Regions from separate parts of the Homo sapiens genome. Here region 2 is linked to region 1. The links are chromatin loops, found by intact Hi-C in ENCODE. Cell type or tissue: endothelial cell of umbilical vein. All regions are shown on one strand. Each heading gives the region's core, and the rest is flanking DNA. Links, peaks and the distances in the headings are about the cores only.

The links. Peaks named below come from ENCODE experiments on the same cell type or tissue, not always from the same donor. Only the 100,000 strongest peaks of a DNase experiment are listed, where the experiment ranks them.
Region 2: a loop joins it to region 1, with 2.4 times the contacts of the local background. A loop is called at or near these places in 2 of 110 quality-filtered maps.

What each region holds. Positions count from the first base shown.
Region 1 is chr5:113,609,497-113,614,877 of GRCh38, reverse strand. No RefSeq gene overlaps it. Among named protein-coding and RNA genes, the nearest start is that of YTHDC2, 98 kb to the right of the region's middle. In endothelial cell of umbilical vein, for the core only: a CTCF peak has its summit at 2,690 (motif pointing left); no DNase peak of the experiment used is centred there.
Region 2 is chr5:113,804,224-113,809,604 of GRCh38, reverse strand. LOC124901047 (a long non-coding RNA gene) reads right to left here and starts at 3,522. Exons shown (of 2, transcript XR_007058906.1): 1 at 1,438-3,522. In endothelial cell of umbilical vein, for the core only: a CTCF peak has its summit at 3,240; a DNase peak (open chromatin) is centred at 3,244; H3K27ac peaks cover 895 bases.

The sequences.
Region 1 (5,381 bases), core at 177-5,176:
TGGAGGGGAAAAGACATAGCAGTAGCTTTGGATACTGCTTAAAGACACTTTTGGAGGATTCATTTGGAAGGATTATCCTCCAGAAACGTGGGTCCTGAGCACATGTGGTAGCTCCATTTGGTGCCTTGGTTTAATGGTCTGAACATGAAGGATGCCACAGAACTCATTGAGGAAGACCCACTGCTTGTGAGAATCTGTCCAGCCACTTTTCCACCGTGCTCCACTCTCGCAGCCCATGTGACTTGAGGCTTTCTCTATCTTCATGTCTGGGAACTCCAAACACTAATATTTACAGCACATCTCTTAAGTGTTGTCAAAACTGCTTATTGTAAAGGAAAATTTTAAAGAATCTCAGGACCCCCAAACTCCTTATGCAAAAGGAAGGTTAAGCCTGAAGACTGAGTCGTGCAACATCCTCTTGCAAATGAATAGCTGCTACTAGCATTATGCATCAGCCAGATCCTCAAGGAGAGGTGGAGAAGTGAAAGGCCTCAGGCATCTAGGGAGGGCTGTCTCCACAGATCACTCATAAGTAAATTATTTGCTGGCCTCCCATAAACAAGGACATGCCAATTGTAACTGTGGGTCTACAGTCTAAGTCTAGTTCCTAAGACTAAAGTCTGTTATACATATCTTACCAGGTACAGAACAAAGACAAGATGAGGTCAGTCACTTCCTCCATCTACCCAGAAATGTCTGCATTATTGATTCTCCTTTACTCCTTTTTTTCTCTTCAGGGGTTCCCTTTATCCCATGTAAAATGTAGATTCACTGGCCACTAACTAAAGTCTCATAAGAATGTAACTGCCTACCTGTCTCTCTTCCAAATGCCGTAATCTCTTCCAAATTACATAAGAATGTAATTCATCTAACTGCCTACCTGTCTCTCTTCCAAATGCCTTCCCCTGCTTTAAGGAAGTGTATAAATACTGAACTCCTGAAAACCTCTCTGAAAAACAATCAGAGAAGAACATATGTCTATGGCTTATTTTTTCGCAGAATACCCTAAAGCTGGCTTAATAAATCTAGATAGTTGAGACTGTTACAGTAGGTAGCTAGTCAGGTGTATTAGTTCGTTTTCATGGTGCTGGTAAAGACATACCTGAGACTGAGCAATTTACAAAAGAAAAAGGTTTAATTGGACTTACAGTTCCATGTGGCTAGGGAAGCCTCACATCATGGCAGAAGGCAAGGAGGAGCAAGTCATATCTTAACTGGATGGCAGCAGGCAAAAAATGAGGGAGCGTGTGCAGGAGAATACCTCTTTTTAAAACCATCAGATCTCGTGAGACTTACTCACTATCACAGGAACAGCATGGGAAAGATTTGCCCCCATGATTCAATTACCTCCCACCTGGTCTCTCCCACAACACGTGGGAATTCAAGATGAAATCTGGGTGGGGACACAGCCATGAGGCACGAGCAGGGCAAGAGAGGGCTCCCCTAACCACCACCAGGAATGCCAGGCAACCATCAGGTGATGGTCAGGCAGTTTGTCACATGGCCTCTCCAAAATGATAATTGGTCACAGCCTCTGCCAGAGAAAGGCAGTTTCCCATTAGATAAAAACAACTGAAACTGGAGATCAGCAGCTTCCCAATAAGATCTCAGGAATTGGGTGAGTGGGCTCAAACATATGCATTAAGAGGCAAAATGGTGCAAATTAACTGGTATATGACTTTCTGGGGGCATTCCTCTGGAAAACGGAAGACTGCATCAGGTGAGCATGCTTACAACTCCAGTAAACATACTGCACATACTCACCTCCCAAGTGCTAGCAGCACCACACATGTGGGCAGCTCACCCCAAGGGAAGAATCAAGGTAAAAGGGAGGCAAGACACTGGCAGCATATAAAACCCTAAGTCCAAGGTCAAACAGGGCACTTTACCTCCAACATTCCCACTTGACCCTCTTCCAAGTGTACTTTACTTTCTTTTCATTCCTGCTCTGAAACTTGCCTTGGTCTTTTCTTCTGCCTTATGCCCCTTAGTTGAATTCTTTCTTCTGAGGAGTCAAGAACTGAGGCTGCTGCAGACCCACACAGATTATCCAACAGTAACTGTGATATTCACCATTGATAACAAGACTTTTGCCTCAGTCACTCATTCCTGTTATCATAATACGTACATCTATATAGGGTTACCTTTGGCCCTCAAAATAACATACTGCACTTAAGAAATGTCTAAAGCTAACCAGGAAAGGGGAGAGGGGAGGCTTATGTCAGAGAAAAGCGGCTTTCTTTGCAAACTCTTCCCTAAGTAAAGCTCTCTTTAGCATTATCAGGATCCCAAGAGAAGGATCAGATTTTCAGTCATGGTCAGTTTTAACTGAAATATATGTGTCTCAGAGCCAAAGGCATCTAAAGTCCACAACCAGCACCACCCCCAGTCTCTCAGCTAGCCAGAGGTGCATCCTAAAGTGATTTGGGGTTGAAAGAGGAGAGCCCAGACTCCAGGTGCTCCTTCCCCTCAGGGCATCCTTTCCATTTTTTCAAAGGGGTTTTTTTTCCAGTCAAGGCTCTCTCTTAAACTTTTGGGAACGCAGTTCCTCATGTGTAAGACAAGGAGAAGGAATATGCAGTTTCTAAAATTCCTTCCTTCCCTCAAATGGTTTTGAAGAGGTTTCGTTTAAACCACTGAGCTATTTCAATTCATATCAATGAAGCTTATGATTGGTGCATGAAAACACGTACAATATCACCATCTAGCGGATAAAAGGTAGTAATACTAGTGACAATTAATGCAGACAAATGAGTGAACTTTCAAAAGGAGAAAGCAATTATATAGAACTTTCCAGAGAGTATTTCTCAATTTTTTGTAGATTGTAGACCTCTTGGAGAAGTTATGGACCCTCCCACCGCCAAAAATGCGAAATGCATATACCTCAAATTTCTGCACACAATTTTAGACAATATATGACCCTTGAATCATATGCATGGGCCACAGTTTAACAACTTCCACTTTATACATTATTTCAATCACTAGGCAAATGAAAAAGGATCCTATAATCAGCAGGGATCAGTAAATGCTGTAGCACATCTATTGTCTTTAAAAAAAAAAATCTAACCATAATTGAAACCCCTTTCCTATTGTGGAGGTTACTGCATTGTATCAGGGTTGGTGAGAAGTAGGGTTCTACCTGACATGGCAGAAGAGGCCTGCCTGATTTTCTTTGGCCAGAAAAGCACCCGCTTATCTGGTCATTTGCTCCAATCAGACTTTGATTCTTGAAAGGGTGGTGCAAAGATAGAGGGAAGGATGAAAAGTGTTTGAAGAGCTCTATAGTGTCTAATGGCAGCAAAGCCAGGGATAAGGTCCTGGCCTGACCCTTCCTTGGCTAAAATTCCATCTTCCCACACCCCTGCCTATTTCAATATCTAGTTCTTCAATCTCGTTAATTCTGTGAATGGCTTGACATCCTTCCAATAAGTCCCTTTACTGCTTAGCTCAGAATTAATTTACAATGAACTTTTTGATTGACACACATACCAAATTCTTAAAGATGACCAGAAAGATAACTGCCATTAAATATAACATATTTTATCATTAGAATTTTTTGACATCTCACACAATTTTGGAACATATATTAACATTATCCACTAAAATATAACCTGAAGATGATTTAACATCATTTTGGCAATCTCATATACCTAAACCTGTTAAATAATCCTGTTTTTCTCTCTTTTCTGGACACTCCAGGGTCCCTTCTGGAGCCTCCGAAAAGCCAAGTATCACGAAAGACAATTTTGAAACTGAGGTTTGATTTTGGAAAACCTGGTAAATATGTTACAGGTTTAAAATATTGATGTTATGAAATAGAATTCTAGACTACCATAAATTTATTTATTTTGCCAAAATGATGACTCAAAAATTTTAAAAAGGCAAAAACCTTTCATTAGCCTTTACTATTACATGAAAATCCTGTTCAAAGCCAAATTTTACCCTTGCATTAGTTTATTAACGTTAACCCAAATTTTTTGGTAAAGCCTCATAGACAATTCCATCTAATTTTAACCATTTTGACCATGAGGTAAAATTTTTACAAACCTTTTATAACCTTTCTGCTAAAAGGCAGACTAGTTTATTAAGACAAACTTGCTGTATTTTTATTTCAATCCTCAATTTATGAAAAGACCATATAATACCCTTTTGTATTACCCTTTTGAATTTAGTTAATGTTTACACACAGGATTTTTTTGCAAGATTAATTTTACAATATTTCCACAACTTGCTTAAACATTCAGATGTATCTTATCTAATTTAAGACAATCCTTTATTCCTAGGTGAAATTTACATTTCCATGCCTTCTTATAATCTTCTACTAAAGACACATTTTACTGCTTTTACACACCTCATACGTAAATCTATTTTTAGTGGTTTAAGTTACATGTTATAATGATAACTTTTAGCAGTTTTTAACTTTAATGTGAAACCTGGTAAGTTGTTTTGATTATGTACTAGACACAGATAAAGTCACTTTTTCCAGCATAGTTAGGGGTGTGGTTAATTTTGTACGTCCCCAGGCCTTACCAAATTGTAAAGCAGGCAGCTTACAGTCTTGAAACATTTATCAAACCTAGTATCAGACTTATATGATGTAGACCACCCATTTGCATTTTGATGACATTTATATTTTACCAATAATCCCTAAGATTATTTTTATTTCTTAAACATTAAAGCCACTTGCACTGAAAGGCATTATAGCTTTTATATTTGCTTTAAAAAATACTTGATTTAAATGTGTATTTTTCTTTGAGCCAATCAATTAGAGCTGTTTTATAGACATTACACACAACACATATTTAGCTATACAGACAGACAGAAGATTCAGTACTTGTAAGATTTTTCATTTGCCAGTTTCTTAACTGAATTACTGGCTTCAGGGTAGAGCCCTTGGAGGAACAGGGCTAGGAAAGCACTCATTTCTAGGGTCTAATAAGCAGGCACAGCTGAAGGCAAAGACAGATCCCCAAAATTAAGGGTGCCATTTTATACTGGATCCTGGATCCCCAAAAGGAGAGAAATACTATAGAAGAAGATAGTGCAGTGCTTCTACCATGCATTTTATTGCAAGGCAAAGCAAAGCCAATAAGCCTATTTTGTAATCAGCCCATCCCCCATGGGAGTCTCATCTCTTAGTGGGGGTAGGGATGTTTCCATATCTTCCAGGTGGTCAACAGCGTGCTTCTCTGATCCAAATGTGCAAAGAGTCAAGTATCCCTCCATAACTACTAGTAGCCATCCCTTAAAGTATATTTCCTACCTCGTTAGTACACACCAAAGGTCTCTCTAATGTGAAGCAATTTCTGATACTCCCCAAACTCTAAACCGTCAGATAACACAATGCAAAATAGAACAGAGCCTTTCATTTTGAGAGGGAT
Region 2 (5,381 bases), core at 150-5,149, 190 kb before region 1:
ATCTCCTGCTAAGTAAACAAAAATTATAATAATAAAATCACAACAGCTATGAATCATTGTTTGTGCCTCTCTTCAAAGTCTTCAATATCTTGACTACTAGAGAGGTTAGGAAAAAGAAAGAAGTCCACCACTTCATCAAAAGACTCCAAACAAATGACAACATTTCACGAAAACTAATTCTTAGTTTTGTTCCTCTTAAAAAACTAACATTTTTTTTGTTATCACAGTCCCCAGCAAAAATCTGTGCAGTAAACACATTTATTTTTCTATCTAAGCTTTATGAAAATCAATAAAATTTAAACGAAAACCTTATAAAACATTTTTTCTGGACATTTTCTTTCATAAGCTAATGAATTTCCAAGTGTTTTTAAAAGTTCTCCAAATATTCCTGGCAGCTTTTTGGAAATAACAGAATCTTGGAATTATTCCCTGGATTCAGTTCTATATCTGGTTTATAAGTATCTGGAAAGATTAATATATTAAATCAACAGTTTAGCAGCTAGAAATCCATAAATGAAAGGTTTTGCCCTTCCCAATTGTACATGAGTCATTTCCCTCAGCTCTCTGATACATACACATGTTTTATAAGAATTAAATTAAATTAGCTGAAATACCAATATGTCTACCAGACACCAGAGAGGATTCAAAAATGAGAGCACCCTTGCCACCAAGTGGCATTCAGGATAGGAGAGTACAGATAATTAGATGTTTTGCCCAATGTTGACAAAAGCACAAACACATAAAATCATGAGTAACAAAGGATTACACTGGGAAACTGTTTTATCACCTGTTTCAAGACCAAATACTTTCCACATACGTTTGAAGACTCATGATTAGGTAGTTTAAGTATCCAGCCTAGCATCTTTTGGCCAGATTCCCCAAAACATCTATCTCAGAAATAACAACAGCAGTAGGTCATTTGTCGGTTTATAAGCCCATAGGTGAATTGTAAATAGTCCCCTGTTCCCACAATAAGACAATAAAAGAAAGAGCAGGAGGGAGAGGAAGAAAAAGAACAGGAAGGGGAGAAAGATCCAGAGGAGGAAAGGCTGGTAGGTATAAAAGGATAATCAACTCATAGAGAAAGAGAGCAGCTACAGAAGTTGTGTATATATTATACACTTCTAAGCCTAAATTCTGCACTATAAATAACCAGGTTCAGCTTGAATTCCTCCCTAGTCTACTCAGGAGAACAGATCAAGAGCCATCAACAAGTGGGGAGAAAGGCACCACCCTGCCACCAAGCTAGAGGTACACTGGAAATGAAGGCAAAGGCAGGCCCATGCTCCCCATAAGTTCATAATGTGCTGGAAAACAAAGCAGCTTCTGCATTTTCTGAAATAGACTAATCAATTGCTCTTGGTTTGGCCTCTTCAGAGAACTTAAGCTTTTCTGCGTCTCAGTTTCTCCCCTCTAAAATTGGGAAACTAAACTCACCAAGTCATAGTAAGAATTCCTCGTTGTTCCGTTTTATTGAATTTTTCTGGCAAATGGTGTGTAAGGTTACAAATAAAAGAAATCAAGACAATTATAAAATTGCAAGCAAAGGTACAGACTCCTTTACAAAATTGCATGAGTGGCTGAGTTTTCCTTAAGCTTTATCCTAAGTGTGCTGAGTCCATTCCAACAAGGGAGACCTTTCCAAACTGTAATCCTATGTCCTGGAGTCTCCAGTCTCCACATATGGTACAAATCTGGAGAGAATGAGGTCAGCATCCTCGGCACAAGCAGGAAGACTGTGAATATTTTTGACAACCTCAGAAATGAAATGCCTTTGGCTTTTCACTCAAGCATTCCAGAAGCTGCGTCTCTAAACAAGGACATGGCACTCTTCATGGCTGACAGCTTTCAGGAGGAGAATACTGTGAAAAGACTTTCTATTCTTACAGAGAAAAATCTGATGGCTCATGACAGAGGCTGCATCGAGGAGCAGAAGTGGTGCTTACAAGGCCCTCCTATTTGCTTGCCTGCAGTGAAGGGCATTGGCGAAGACAAAAGGTATTTTCCCTTCTGTAATACAGAGAAGCCCATCTGTTATCCTGCCACAGCGCAGTGCCGGGGAAATCCTTCATGAACAAGAACCCTCCTGCCAGAGTTCCCTGGAAACACTCCTCAGATGATCCCGCCCCCACACAGGAGCAACACACTTCTCCCCAGCCTGCCTTTTTGTATTTTTTTCTTTTTATTGCTCCATAGAGCTAAGCAGAGAACAGCGCCTGTGATTTAAAATGAGCAGGAGGGTCTACCTTCAAAGCTGTCAGAATTGTTATTATTATTACTATTTCAGCCCTAGTACATCACTGACTGCCTCAATTCAGATACACACACAACTAAGCATGGTGTCTCAGAGACAAGCTAATGGGAACTAGAAGCTGGCCAAAGCTTTCTGTTTCTATGCTTAAGCATGGATCCGCTAAAGATCACTTGAGAACATGATCTGAATAGAAACAGGGCTTCTAGGGCTGATGGGATGGGCTGCTGCCATAGCCATCTGTCCTGTCAATGGCCAGGTTTCACTGAACCAGAGCCAAAGTGACAGCTCTGGGCGCCCCAGGCAGGAAGGACTTTCCTCTCCCTCAAGCCTCAGAAAGGAGGAGGAAAGAGAGCCAGGCCCAACTGATGATGCAATGGCAAGCCCTTAAAAGGGAGAAATGGTAACTTTGTTTTCTGCTTAGGGCCACCCGAGGCACATTTGGCCTGTGCAGGCATAGGTACGGGCTCTTAGTCTCTCTCTGTAATGCTTCTACACTTATGCCTACAAAACACCCATAAGCTCCTTTACTCCTATGTTTTGGGGATACAGAAACCTCACCACTCCTTTCACTTGTAAAGCTCTACTCTCTTTGTGCTTTTCCTTCAGAGTCAATTCACATTTTCCTTGACCTGATTTGTGCTTTTTGGAATATTGGAGAGCTTTCTGAAATGAATTAGATAAGCACAGATTTGTCTCCAAAGATCAATCTGCTACAATGAGCTTCTGCCTCCTTAGCTGAGGCTAATATCTGACACTTCCCTGTAAAAGTGACAGTGCACTTAGTAATCTGTGGAATGCCTGCACACATGAATTGAAAAGATGCTGGCAGGTCCTTCCCTGACCTTCGTAAGTCATCAGCTTGTTCCGTGATTCATGGTATTGAATGGTGCTTTCTTCTTCCTTTACCTTGCTGTAAATGCTATTAATGATCCAGAGAAGTGAAAGCCCTAAATCTTTTTTCAACAGGAAAACAAGAATGGGACAGTAGCACCACCATTCTCAAGCCTGCAGAACTGCAGGAAAAGAGAAAGTGAAAGACAGCCTGGGTAGAAGGAAAAATGGCCTTTTTACTAACACTTAAAGAAAATGTTATCCTACGTTCATCTGAACTGGAGAAGGAAGTCACGTCACTCACTTTATAATTATCATACAAAACAGGAAGTAGAGTTTTATTCATTTCCTATGGAATCTAATCAATGCAAGCAACCCATCTGGATATTCCAGTAATAAAACCATATGAAAGATTTTCAACATTTTGGCTTCCAGCATTCTGGTTATCTACAAAGATCAGAATAGTTGTATAATGGACAAATCTTCACTTTATTTGATTCTGTGTAGATATAGTCTTTTATACTCCTGAAGGAAAATGCTCTGATAAAAGGATAGAATTCCTTCCTGCATTTATTCTTATTCAAAAACTATAATTTCAGTTCCACCACTGCAACTACAATATATTTTCATATGAGTAGCCAAGACAATCTCCAGCCCTTAGTAGTCTCTGGCATATGACACATAACCTTTTCAAAACTGAAAGAAAGTCCTTGAGTTGAGAAGTCTAAAGAACAGTGTTTCTGTCATGGTGTAGACCAGATTGAGAAAATTCCACCCAAGTGGCAGATCCTTGGAGGTATTTCTCCAAGTCTGTGGAGAAGCATAATTAATGACTGGCTCCTTAGAACACAAAAACAACCACAAAAGACCAAGTGATATGTCGGGGAGAAATGTCCCTTCTGAAATACATAATGAGTAGGAAGAAATGCCAGTGAAACATTTCCAATTCATTAAAATACAAATTTCCTAGTGCAAAGAAATACCTAATACAATAAAATTCAGAGGCTATTTTATATTCTCCCACATTGCTTGCTCTGAAGTGAAAAGAAATAATATTTTCCAAATTTTGACAAGCCTTTTAAATCTTCATTGAATTATCTGTATGCTCCAGGTGAGGAAATAATAAAATCATAGATATGACCCGGAAAAGGGATTTGTGGATCACTTAGCCCAACCTGCTCATTTTTAAAATGAGAAAGAGAGACCCAAAGAAGTGAGGAGACTTAACACAAACCATCAGAGTAGTTAATATCAGGTCCAAGACTGAAACCAGGCCTCCTGACCTAGCGTGCAGCTCTACCAACAGCTCCCTCAGTTCCATTCCAGGCTTCCTCTGAAAACCATCTTACCTCCATCTGCTGGCGCCTGCTCTGCCTCACACGTCAGGCTGGAGAATCAGCAGTGAGCAGAGGGATATCCTCCCCTTGGTCTACATAAGCTGTGTTTATCCTGCAAGGCCTATCTCAAGCCTTCCCTGCCTAGTACAGCCACAGCAGTCGCGCTCTCTCCTGAAGTACAGGTAATGATAGATCTCTTTCCTATTGAGCTCATATTCTGTACTGTCACGTCACTTCCCTGATATTGTCATCACCTAAATACCTACATAATTGTTACCAAAGACTTAACCTTTCTACTTTAACTCCTGTTTTCTTCCTGTCTTCCCTTCTAGACTATAAGCTCTTCTTGTTAAATAAAGAGAGTACTGTTATTTAATGCTTGTTAAGCTATTTCCCTTTTCATGGGTATACGCCTTATCTCTCCTAACCCCCAGTCAGATTTCTAGTTCCATGACTTCAGAGACTGTTTTCTGTCTCACAATTATTAGGGTACATGAGGGGGAGATGGAGTGAAAAGTCAGGGGGGACTGTCAGATGCATATTTTAATACCCTCAAATTTTTTGCAATAGTCCTGAGTTTTTCACCGGCTCTGTACGAATGCTACCAAATTCTACTCACATGTGCGGTGATAGAGAAGTGCCCTTCTCTCAGCCTGGATGCCATGGTGCATAGGTGGATTTTGCACACCAGGTGGCTCTGGAAAGGAACCATGGGCAGCTTCAGAAATGGATGAGTCAGCTCAGGCTACTGGATATCCTGCAGTAGCAGGGCTTCCCCTAGGATGAGCTGGCAACTCCATTCCTTAATCCTGGGAGAGGAGACAGCAGCCACTGGAGAAGGAAAGTAGAAGGGAAGGCTTGGGTGTAGGTCATATTCATCCATTTTCAAGCTGCCGATAAAGACATACCCAAGACTGGGCAACTTATAAAGAAAAGAGGTTTAATGGATTCACAATTCC